Linked DNA regions of Homo sapiens: region 1 is linked to region 2. Evidence: chromatin contacts called from ENCODE Hi-C data. All regions are on one chromosome and are shown on one strand. The core of a region is the stretch at or near the end of the contact, and the rest is flanking DNA. Distances in the headings are between cores, read along the strand shown.

Evidence for each region. A loop is a pair of places that touch in the nucleus more often than their neighbours do. Pooled maps may share reads with other maps.
Region 1: a loop to region 2 is called in a map of endothelial cell of umbilical vein, with 5 times the contacts of the local background. The contact joins the enhancer-like site here to the promoter of KALRN in region 2. A Hi-C loop is called at or near these places in 9 of 168 maps with a recorded cell type or tissue (PC-3, Right ventricle myocardium inferior, cardiac septum and 6 more) and 13 of 50 pooled maps.

The regions. Positions count from the first base shown.
Region 1 is chr3:124,556,634-124,561,425 of GRCh38, reverse strand. All of the region lies in intron 33 of KALRN (kalirin RhoGEF kinase), which reads right to left. The region is part of intron 2 of LOC105374076 (a long non-coding RNA gene); the gene reads left to right. Among named protein-coding and RNA genes, the nearest start is that of UMPS, 170 kb to the left of the region's middle. Within about 2 kb of position 2,090, at least 20 of the 41 ENCODE cell types and tissues checked have a DNase peak (open chromatin) inside an H3K27ac peak, as active enhancers do; they include dorsolateral prefrontal cortex and endothelial cell of umbilical vein, where a contact is called at or near this core.
Region 2 is chr3:124,031,161-124,036,489 of GRCh38, reverse strand. It overlaps KALRN (kalirin RhoGEF kinase), which reads right to left and starts at 3,121. Exons shown (of 60, transcript NM_001388419.1): 1 at 2,677-3,121. The coding sequence starts at 2,749. RefSeq lists a silencer at 3,146-3,605.

The DNA of each region.
Region 1 (4,792 bases), core at 841-3,340, 530 kb before region 2:
GACTGATGTTGGCAATATGCATCACCACCAGTTACAGGGCAGGGAGTCTGTGCTAACCACGTCCCCATAGGACTGCCATTGGGATCAGATCAGGAAATCTGCAGGACAGAAGGTAGAAGGTAGAAGGTGGAAGGAGACAGAAGAAAATATTTTTCCATTTAACTCTCCTGGTCCCATTAAATGCAGTCTTCACTCCCCCACTCTCCTGGTGCTATCCTCCTTAAAAACATCACAGAGAGAAGGATTTTGTGGGATGGAAACACCTCAAATCTCTAGAGTACTTTTACAGTTAGCAAAATACCTTTGCATTAATTATCTACTTGGTCCTCACAATAACCAGGTGGTACTATCATCTCCATCTCATACATCAGGAAATTCAAGCTCAGAAATGTCAATATCAGTGGTTAGGCATTGAGTATACATAAAAATCATGTGGAGAGCTAATAAAATGGAGATTCCCTAGCAGTTCCTTCTCTTGCTCCACCCCTCAATCACACATCATGATTCAGTAGGCCTGGGTTAGGGCCTGGGAATGCCTTCCACTGCCCCCAGACAGGGTCTCATTCTGAAACCCAGGCTGGAATGCAGTGGTGCAATCTTGGCTCACTGCAGTTTCTACCTCTCTGGCTCAAGTGATCCTCCCACCTCAGCCTGCTGAGTAGCTGGGACCGGTGTGTACCCAGTAGGTGGTACAGGTGTGTACCACCACACTCAGCTAATTTTTATTTTTATTTTTGTAGCGACATGGTCTCACTATGTTTTTCTTGAACTCCTGGGCTCAACTGATCCTCCCGCTTCAGTCTCCCAAAGTGCTGGGATTCAGATTCCAAAGTGCTCTGTAAGAAATACACTTCATATTTTGACCAGGGAACACTACATGTGAATAGATTTATCACTGAAACACAAGCTCCACTCTGACATTCTATTTTATGTTTTTCTCTATTGCTGTTGACATCCCACTAATTTGATTCCACCTCGCTAATGGACTCTGTAGAATGCCGGCCTAGATGACTGAAATTCTTTCTAACTGAGAGACTCTCTATCACTGAGCTTCTGCACCTCAGTAGAGCTGCTCCTCTGCGACCACGCCAGGGGCTCAGGGTTGCTTCTTGAGGCCAAGCTCACACATAGCTGGGGATGCAACTTGCAGCCCTTTCAGGGCAACATGGTTGAATCCAGGGATGAGTGTAGTCCTTTTGCAGACTGTTAGAGCAGAAGGGGCCTGAAGCTCTAGTTGCAAACAGCCCAGCATGGCACCCAGATACAAGACCCACTTCCCTCTAGGGTGGGTTACAATCAGACCCATGGGCTGGACGGGAGAGGATAAAAATCAGGCTTCTGTCTCTCTACAATTCAAGACACAGTTCCTGGCGAGAAGCCTAGATACGCCACTAGATGGCAGTGTTTGCCTCCTGTAGGCTGCCTAGTCCAGCCAAAGGAAGAAGTGGAAACAAGATCAATGGGCAATTTCTTCCATGCTCACACGTTGTAGACAACCGGGCTCAAGCTTTAGATACAGCCCAAAAGCCATTATGGTTCAAATAGATGATGAATATCCTGGTTCACTTCACCTCAATGGCTTGATCAAAAAGATATACTACACCAGGTCCCTACCCTGGCAAGAAGCGAATTCCAAAGAATGGCCAACAAGGGAGGGTGCTGGGGAAATGGTTTGAGGGGTCAGGCAGAGCTGCTCCTGCAACAGTCCCTCCCATCCTCTCCTCCAGGGATGCTGTAGGGTAAGATTCTAAGACCAAAGTTATTCCTACTCAGGGAGATGCTGGGAGCTGAGTAGGCAGCACAGAATCTCGGCATGCATTCAGGTTATGTTTTTGATTCTTCTCTGATCTTGTACCCCTGCTTCTGGAATCTTCTCTCATCTTACTCCCCTCACTGTATGCTCCCACTCCAGCAGCGAGTCCCTGTCTGGCCTTTCATGCCTAAGTCTTGGCCCCCTTCCCAGGAGCTCTCAGATATTTTCTCTGCCTAATTCCCTAGAACCCTGCCTAAGGCCTGCTAAGCCTTCTTGATGCTAATTGTCTGCCTGGCTTCCCTCCAAGTGCCTGCTGCTGAGTCACCATCCAACTCCTTGTCCTTACTTTCCCAGTCTCTCTCCTTTCTGGGTCCTGGCCATTCCCAGTGGGGCCTGTTCCCCTGCTGACCAATCCCTGGGTGGACACGGCCTCCTTCACCCTCCGCAATGCTTCCCAGAGGGGCAGAAGGAGCTCCTCCTGTCCTCACTTTCCTCCAGCTCCACAGTGATAGCTGTGCTGGCTTCTTTCCAGCATGGACCGCTACATACATAAGGGACATTTCGTAACCACTCTTTGTAACTCCATCTGCATTTTCAAAGTTCTCACGTTCACCAGAAATGATCATTTTCATTTAGGTCTATTTTTACATGATTAATATTTGGGGATTAACTGAACCTCCTTCTTGTATAAACTGTGTGAGCTAGATTGTCCCTTTGAGCTTCCTCATGTTATGGAAAAGACACAGTTATTCTGTGATGGTTTCCCAATGGCATCCAGAGAGTGAGGACAGGACCCCTGAAGAATTCTCCTGTTGTCATTTCAGAGCTTCCATTTGTGCACCTCTGTGTCTCTGCTCCATTCTCCAAGGCAGCATAGCCTCGTTTAGGGCATGGGCTCTGCAGCTCCTCACCAACTGTGTGACCAGGAGCAAGTTACTTCACCTCTTTGTCTCAATTTCTTCATCTGTCAAATGGGGATAATGACAGTATCTACTTCACAGCTTGTTGTGAAGATTAAATGAGATAGTATTAAAGCACCTAGGATAGTGCCTTAAGCAGAGAGAGCTAAATGATTGTCTAAAAAATAAGTTCTGGGCTGGGCGCAGTGGCTCGTGACTGTAATCCCAGCATTTCGGGAGGCCGAGGGCGGTGGATCACTTGAGGTCAGGAGTTCCAGACCAGCCTGGCCAACATGTTGAAACCCTGTTTCTAATAAAAATACAAAAAATTAGCCAGGTGTGGTGGTGCACACCTGTATTCCCAGCTACTCAGGAGGCTGAGGCAGGAGAATTGCACAAACCTGGGAAGCAGAGGTTGCAGTGAGCCGAGATCATGCCATTGCACTCCAGCCTGGGAGTCACAGTGAGACTCCCTCTCAAAGAAAAAAAAAAATTCTGGCGGTATTAGTGAATTATTATTTAAATTTGGGAGGAAAGGAGTACAGAAGAAATTTTAAACATCAATTTTGATGGCATGTTGTTTGGTAACAGACTGTATCAACTGTATATATGCATATACATTATTATGTAAGTGAATCCTTTTTTTTAAAGTAATCTTCATGGAGTTTTGCCCTAACTAGAAGAACTGACCCTGAGGCTCACTAGGGAAGGTGACTCAGACCTCCCTCAAATCAGCACATACTTTTCCTGTTATGATAAAAACAAAGACATGGTGGGACCGAGGAATCCCTTATGCAAAATGAGGATTCACTCTTGCCTCTTCATTCCGCATTGCTTTCCAGGAAGCTTCCATGTGAAGAAGCCCCCTTACCCCAGAATCTGATACCTGCCCTCAATACTTGCCAACTGAGCCTTCTAACTGTGAATACTGACTTCTGACACTGCCTTGCAGAGCACTTGGATCTGATACTCTTGACAGAGGGGGAGCTGTGCCCAAGAGCGCCCATCAGATAAGTCCGACCTCCTCTTCCTCCCCTGGCTGCCTGCCCTGCAACTTCTTCCATCTGATCATCTGATTCCTCCACAACTCTTAGCCAGCCTTAGGCACCAAGTTCACATGAATTAACATCTACATATGAACAGCCTCACAGGAGGCCAGAGCTGGCTGGCAAAAAATGTAAAGCTGGAGCATATCTACTTGGCACAGTTTCAAGGGCACCGTGAAGTCCTGCCAACTCCTGTGCAAAAACTGTCTTTCTCTCCTCCCCTCAACACTCCCTGCACCTGCTGCTAATGCCTGGAATTCCTCCATCAGAAAGTGATTTCATTTAATTAGGTAATGTCCCTTAACATGAAACACCTCAAACCAGACTATGATTCCCTTCCAAATGCAAAAAGATGAGATGCACCACACAAGTGACATGCAGCTGTACTTTAAGCATGAAAATGCTCATAATAGCATTTTTTCAAATGAAGAAAATTTTACAACAATAACATCACCGCCCCCCTGCCCCAATACTAAAATATAAAAATCTACCCAGTGGGAAGTGGATGAGGGTTAAAAAGCTACCTATTGGGTACTATGCTCACTATCTAGGTGACGGGATCATTTGTACCCAAAACCTCAGCATCACACAATATACCTAGGTGACAAAACTGCATGTGTAACCCTTGAATCTAACATGGAAGTTGAAATTACTTAAAAAACCTAACAGGAAGGGAATGGTTAAATAATTATGATATATCTACTAAGTGAGTAATTAATTATGCAGCCATTAGATTATTTATAAAGCTTTGTAATAGCTTAAATACTTATATAAAGTAAAAAATTTTTTAAGAGGACAAGACGTACAGTTGTATATATAACTGTGTGAACATCATCAACAACTTAGCAACCCTATTCATAGGAAACAGAAGGAAAATTCGTTGAAATGTTAACACTGGTATTGTTGGGTGGTGCACTCTGGGTAATTTTCCCTCTGGCTTTCTGATCTCCAGTATTGCCCAGTGTTTCTCACATAAGTGCTGCTTTATAATGAAAGTAATGATAACATCAACAATAACAATCTCTAAAACAAATCAACAAAGGTAATGGGGAAAAATGCAAATATTTCAAGGAGGTGTAACACTTTGAGGGGAG
Region 2 (5,329 bases), core at 1,872-4,371:
GGAATCAACCTAAATGCCCATCAATGGCAGACTAGATAAAGAAAATGTGGTACATGTACATCATGGAATACTATGCAGCCATAAAAAAGAATAAGATCATGCCCTTTGCAGCAACATGGATGGAGGTGGAGGCTGTTATCTTAAGCAAACTAACGCAGGAACAAAAAACCAAATACTTCATGTTCTCACTTATAAGTGAGAGTTAAACAATGAAAACACATGGACACAAAGAGAGGAATAACAAACACCGGAGCCTACTTGAGGGTGGAAGGTGGGAGGACAGAGAAAATCAGAAAAAATACCTATCAGGTACTATGCTTATTACCAAGGTGATGAAATAATCTGTATACGAAACCCCTGTGACACACAGTTTATCTATATAACCCATACATGTACCCCTGAACCTAAAATAAAAATTAACAACAAAAAATAAAAATAAAAAGAAGAAGAAGAATCCCCAGCAAGAGCCTAGGCTAGAGACCAGAAGTGTGGTGACAGTCAGTGAGCCAAGCATAGAGGGCCACACAGGGTGGATGTAGTCCTTGACCTACCCCCTCTTGCAACATGTTACAGGTCATCAGTCATTTCCAGCCTCATGCACCAATGACTTAACCTTTCTCTGATACTAAGTGCACATCAGACTTAGCTCAGCCACTGGGCTGCCCAAGGAGGAGGGAGAATATCCCCAACATAGGAATCCCACAGGAGACTGACCCCAGTCTGCTATTTATTCTGTGATTTGAGCCAGGGTTAGATAATGTGTGCCACACCTTGTGTTTTGAAAGGCCCTGGGAAAAGTAACACATTGGACTATTATTGGCCATTAACACTGTGTGAATTTATTATCAGAAATAAGCAAGCCTCCAGGAACTGAGCTCTGCTACGGGTGCCTGGAACAGAAAATGAACAGGACCTAGTGTTTGGATGATAGGAAAGGGGAAAGAGGAGTGGGCACCAAAAGGTAAAAGTGGAGTCCAGAAAGGGAAGGTGGGAAGGCTCACACTTCAAGATTTTTCCCTCAGAGCTAAGAAAATGCAGACTTTTGCCCCAGTTGGGAGGCAAGGGGGGTCAGCTGGGTTTTTGATTGACTGGTCAATTTGTTTCTAGTCCCAGTTATGAATTCCCATATCTCCCCTCCTCTGCCTCATAATGAGTATTTCTGAATATCACTTAGCCCCCAGAACCACCTTTTCCCTAGATTCCACCTCTTTAGAATCCATGCTTTTGGGTGCTGGGCTGTGTGTGTATGAGAGAGAGAGAGAGAAGAAAGAAAATAGAATCCATGTCTCGGAAGAGGAAGGAGGGAAGGAAGGAGGAAGAAAGAAAAGGAAAGAAGGCTTAGACCTGGGAAGCAGAATAGAATGACAGGGCTCCCTCTGATTTCCCCAGACCCTGGCACCAGCTCCTGTCCTCCAGTTTTTTCCTCTGCACATCAACTAGAGAATGAACATATGAGCCAATCAAGTCTTGACTTCCAAAGCCACAAGTCTCCCCCGCAAAGCACCCCACCCCCTTCCCTAGAGATGACCTCCAGGGCAAGGTAACAGGGTTAGGAAACAGATGGATGTGCAGAGACCCTCCAGAGCTAACCTGACCCCTGACCCCCACCAGTTCATGTCCTCTAATCCAACTTTCCAGAAGGGAGAGCAGATGCATGGGGCCCCGGTAACTTACTGGACTCCTTGGGACAAAGATTCCAGACAAAACTGTTTCAGACATGTGGGGAGATGGGGAGCTACACACAGAAGCTGGTGGAAGCCACAGGTACAGGGAGACGGGGAATCCCTGGCCATCAGAGAAACAGGGCCACAGGTGGTGGAAGATAAGGGTGGTCAGTGCCGGTTCTAGGGAGGGACTGTGTAGCCAGGGAGCAGGAGGAGCAATGGACCCGGGACTTGGACGATGGCAGGGGCGCAAAGAGCTAGAAAGACATCTCAGGGCTCTACACCTCACAGCAAGCAGAGACTTAGTGGGTGTGTATGAGAGGGACGCTAACTCACACTTCCAGGAATGAGTAATTCTTATGAATAGCTCCTCCGTTCCCAGAACTGAAGAGGAGGACAAGGGGGAGGTCCGAGGCGCCCACCGCCCTCCCAGCTGGGTCTGCCTCTCAAGTCAGAGGGACCAGCTCCCCACACGCACCAGGCGAGACCGATGTCTTCCGCCCCACTCCTGTCAGTCTGCAGCCGGCGCGGCTCCGGGTCCCCGCCGCCCCTCTGTGCACATCAGGGCCCCGGGCCCCCGACGGCGAGGAGGGGTGCCGACCCAGGGCGGCCGCCGGGAGCCCCGCTGACAGGCACAGGGGAGGGGGAGCCAAGGGAGGGGCCGGGACGCCGGTAGCCGGAGCGGCGCGCTGCAAAGTGAGCCAACACCGCCCATCCCCGCGCTCTGGGAGAAGGCGGTCCGAGGGGACCGCCTCCCACCTCCCCAACACAGACTCCCGCAACTGGGGTGAAGGCGGAGGGGCGCGGAGTTCCCAGCCCCCACGCCCTCCCCAGACGCAGCCAGCACTGCCATAACAACCAGAATCTCGGCAACTCCAGCCCCGACGCCGAGGGGGCACTGCCCCCCAACACGCACGCGGCAGCAACAGCCCTCCTTCCCCAAACTTGTCCGAGACGCCGCGTCCGAGGCAGTAGCCTTCAGCCCTGGCCCCCCGCGCCCTGCCCGGCTTACCTGTCCGGAAAAAGGCGTCCACGTCCGAGTCTGCTGCTCCTCCTTCCTCCGCTGCTCCCTCAGGGGGGTTCATGACTGTGGGAGGGCGTCCGCGGGCAGCCGGGAGCCGAAGAAGCCTGGGGCCGAGGGCTGCTCGGCGCCCGGTGGGCGGAGGGCGCGGGGCGCAGCTGCTGCGGCCGCAGAGCTGGCGGCCGCGGAGCTTCGAGGGCGGGCGTTGGGCGGCGGGGCTGGGGCAGAGGACGCTGAGCCTCCCTCAGGCGGAGGCGCGCGGCGGGCTGGGGGTGCCTGCCGCCAGCTCCCCCATGGTACCCCTTCCCCAGGGCGCTGGCCGCCTGCTGTCTGGCTGGGGCCGGGGCCCGGGGCCGGGGTGCGGGCTGCCTGGGCGCCCGCTGTCCCCCAGCAGCGGCAGCTGGCTCTCCTGCTCGCCCGTCTGCCTGTCTCTATTGTTCAGCCCTGCTCCGCTCTCTCCTCTTTATTTTTCCTCCTCCCTCCCACCCTCCCTGTCTCCCTACCTCCTCCCTCCCTCGCTCACTCGCTCACTCGCTACCTCCCTCCTTCGCTCGCTCGCTCTCTAGCTCCCCCTCTGGCTCCCGCCGCCGCCGCCGCCGCAGCAGCCGCCTCCCCAGCTCCTCCCCCGGCTCCCGCTCCCTCAGTCCCGGCCAACAATGACCCCGGGAGCGCCGAGCTGAATTGAAGCTCCGGCCGGGGCCGAGGGCTCGCTGCGGGCCCCCGGCGGCGCCTACGCCCCCAGTCCCAGCGGCCCCGCGCCGGCCTCCCGGGGAGCGGAGCCCGAGTCCCGAGCTATTGTTCGAGGCTGTGCTAGGCCGGCTTCCTGAGCTCCGCAGGAAAAGCCCGGGCCAGGGAGGGGGCGGGGCCGCCGGGCGAGCCCGGGGCTGCAGGGCACACGCCAGGCTTGTCCAGGGGGCTCTGCGGCCCGGGCGCTGCGCGCTCAGCTTCTCCGCTCGCGCCGCCGGTGCTCCTCCCGGCCCCGCGGCCACCTCCTCCGTCCACTCCACTCCCAGGTGTGTGAGGGGACCACCAGGCTGCCCGCCCGCCTTCTCTGGATCTTCAGATCGGTCTCCAAGCTGGACTGACCTGTCCCTAGAGGCCGGCCTTTCTTCCCCTCCTTCCTGACGAGCTCTCTTCTGTCTCCCTGCCCTCCTGAGCCTCTCACATTTTCCTCACCAGCTCGCCACAGTTTCTCTCCTTTTTATCTTTTCTCGTCCTTTTCCCCTTTTCAGCGCCCCTTTAAACATCTCCGCCTGTCTCTGTGACTCTTTGTCCAGTTTAATGCTCCTGTGATGTCTCCCTGCCTATCTCTCCCTCCCTCCGTCACTCTCTTGTCCCTCGTTTGTCTCTGTCCTGCCTCCGTACTTGGCCCGTATCTCCGCGCTCCTCTTGGACAGCTGTCAAAACTCTCTAATCCCTGGGGCCTTCTCGGTTTTGTTCTCCCTCATGTGAATGGAGAGATCCAGTTGGCCAGGAGGAAGGAGGTGTTACAGCAAGCTGAATTTCAATTAAAGTGGGGAGAGGGGCTGGGGAGGAATGGGGATGGCTGCAAAAAAGAAAACAGATGCTGTATGGGGTAATTAATGCGGTGATTGTATTGTGCCCATCAGTTTTTAAGCAATAATTAAACAATAATTAGCCAGTAGTGTGTTTATGGTTCTAGTGACTACAGAGCCCACCAAACAGAGGGTCTTTAAGACCTGAGTACTTAATAAGGTCTGCTGAGCGCTGTTCGCTGTTGCCTCATCCAGACAGATGGAGAAGTGGTGGCCTGACCTAATGTGTTAAAACACGCCTAATAGGAAAACCAGGTACTGGTCTGAAGTTAATGACTGCAACCCATCAGACAGAATCTCCTGGATCTGTTTGTCTCTAGTAACCTGTTTGGTTCCACCTCTCTCTGGGGGCCAAGGCAACTGGGGCCTATGCAGATCCACCAACTGTGTAAACTTGTAGCAAATAAAATGAATTAAATTAGTTTTTAGTGAACACTTTCTGGCTCCCTGTACGCATCACGTTCTTCACTGACACAAACAGTCTAATTTTTTTTCACCCATTAAAAAAAAGTACCTGTTTCCAACCTTGGATACACCTATCAGACCTGTCTCCAACCTTGAGTACATCTATCAGACCTCTGTAGTGACTCTGACATCACAAGTTCACTGCCCTGAGATCTAATTCATCTGGCCCTAGTATCTTGAACTGGCTTAAGATGCCCCTTTGCCTATGCCTTTTCTGACAATGAAAATACTTCTCATTTGTCTTTTCAAAATCTTCCTTCCCCTTAATCCTTTGCCTAACCCCTGGTCTGCTCCCCTACCCCCGCACACACATATGTGATGGCAGAGCTGCTATTAATTAATTGCCACCATTGTGCAGCTAAAGAACCAGTGGCCTGGCAAGGCATTAGCTCATCACAATTCAGAAGAAACATTACATGTTTAGAGGAAGGGTCATATCAAAATCTCAAGATATAGACAAGAAAGGGGGAACACCTTATGTAATGACACAAACTTTTTTTGAGAGGAAATTTGGCAACTTCTATTAAAATGTTAAGTGTTCATGGCTATATTAATATCAAAGAAGACTTCAAAGCAAAGAATATTACCAGGGATAAAGAGGAACATTTCAATTCATCAAGCAG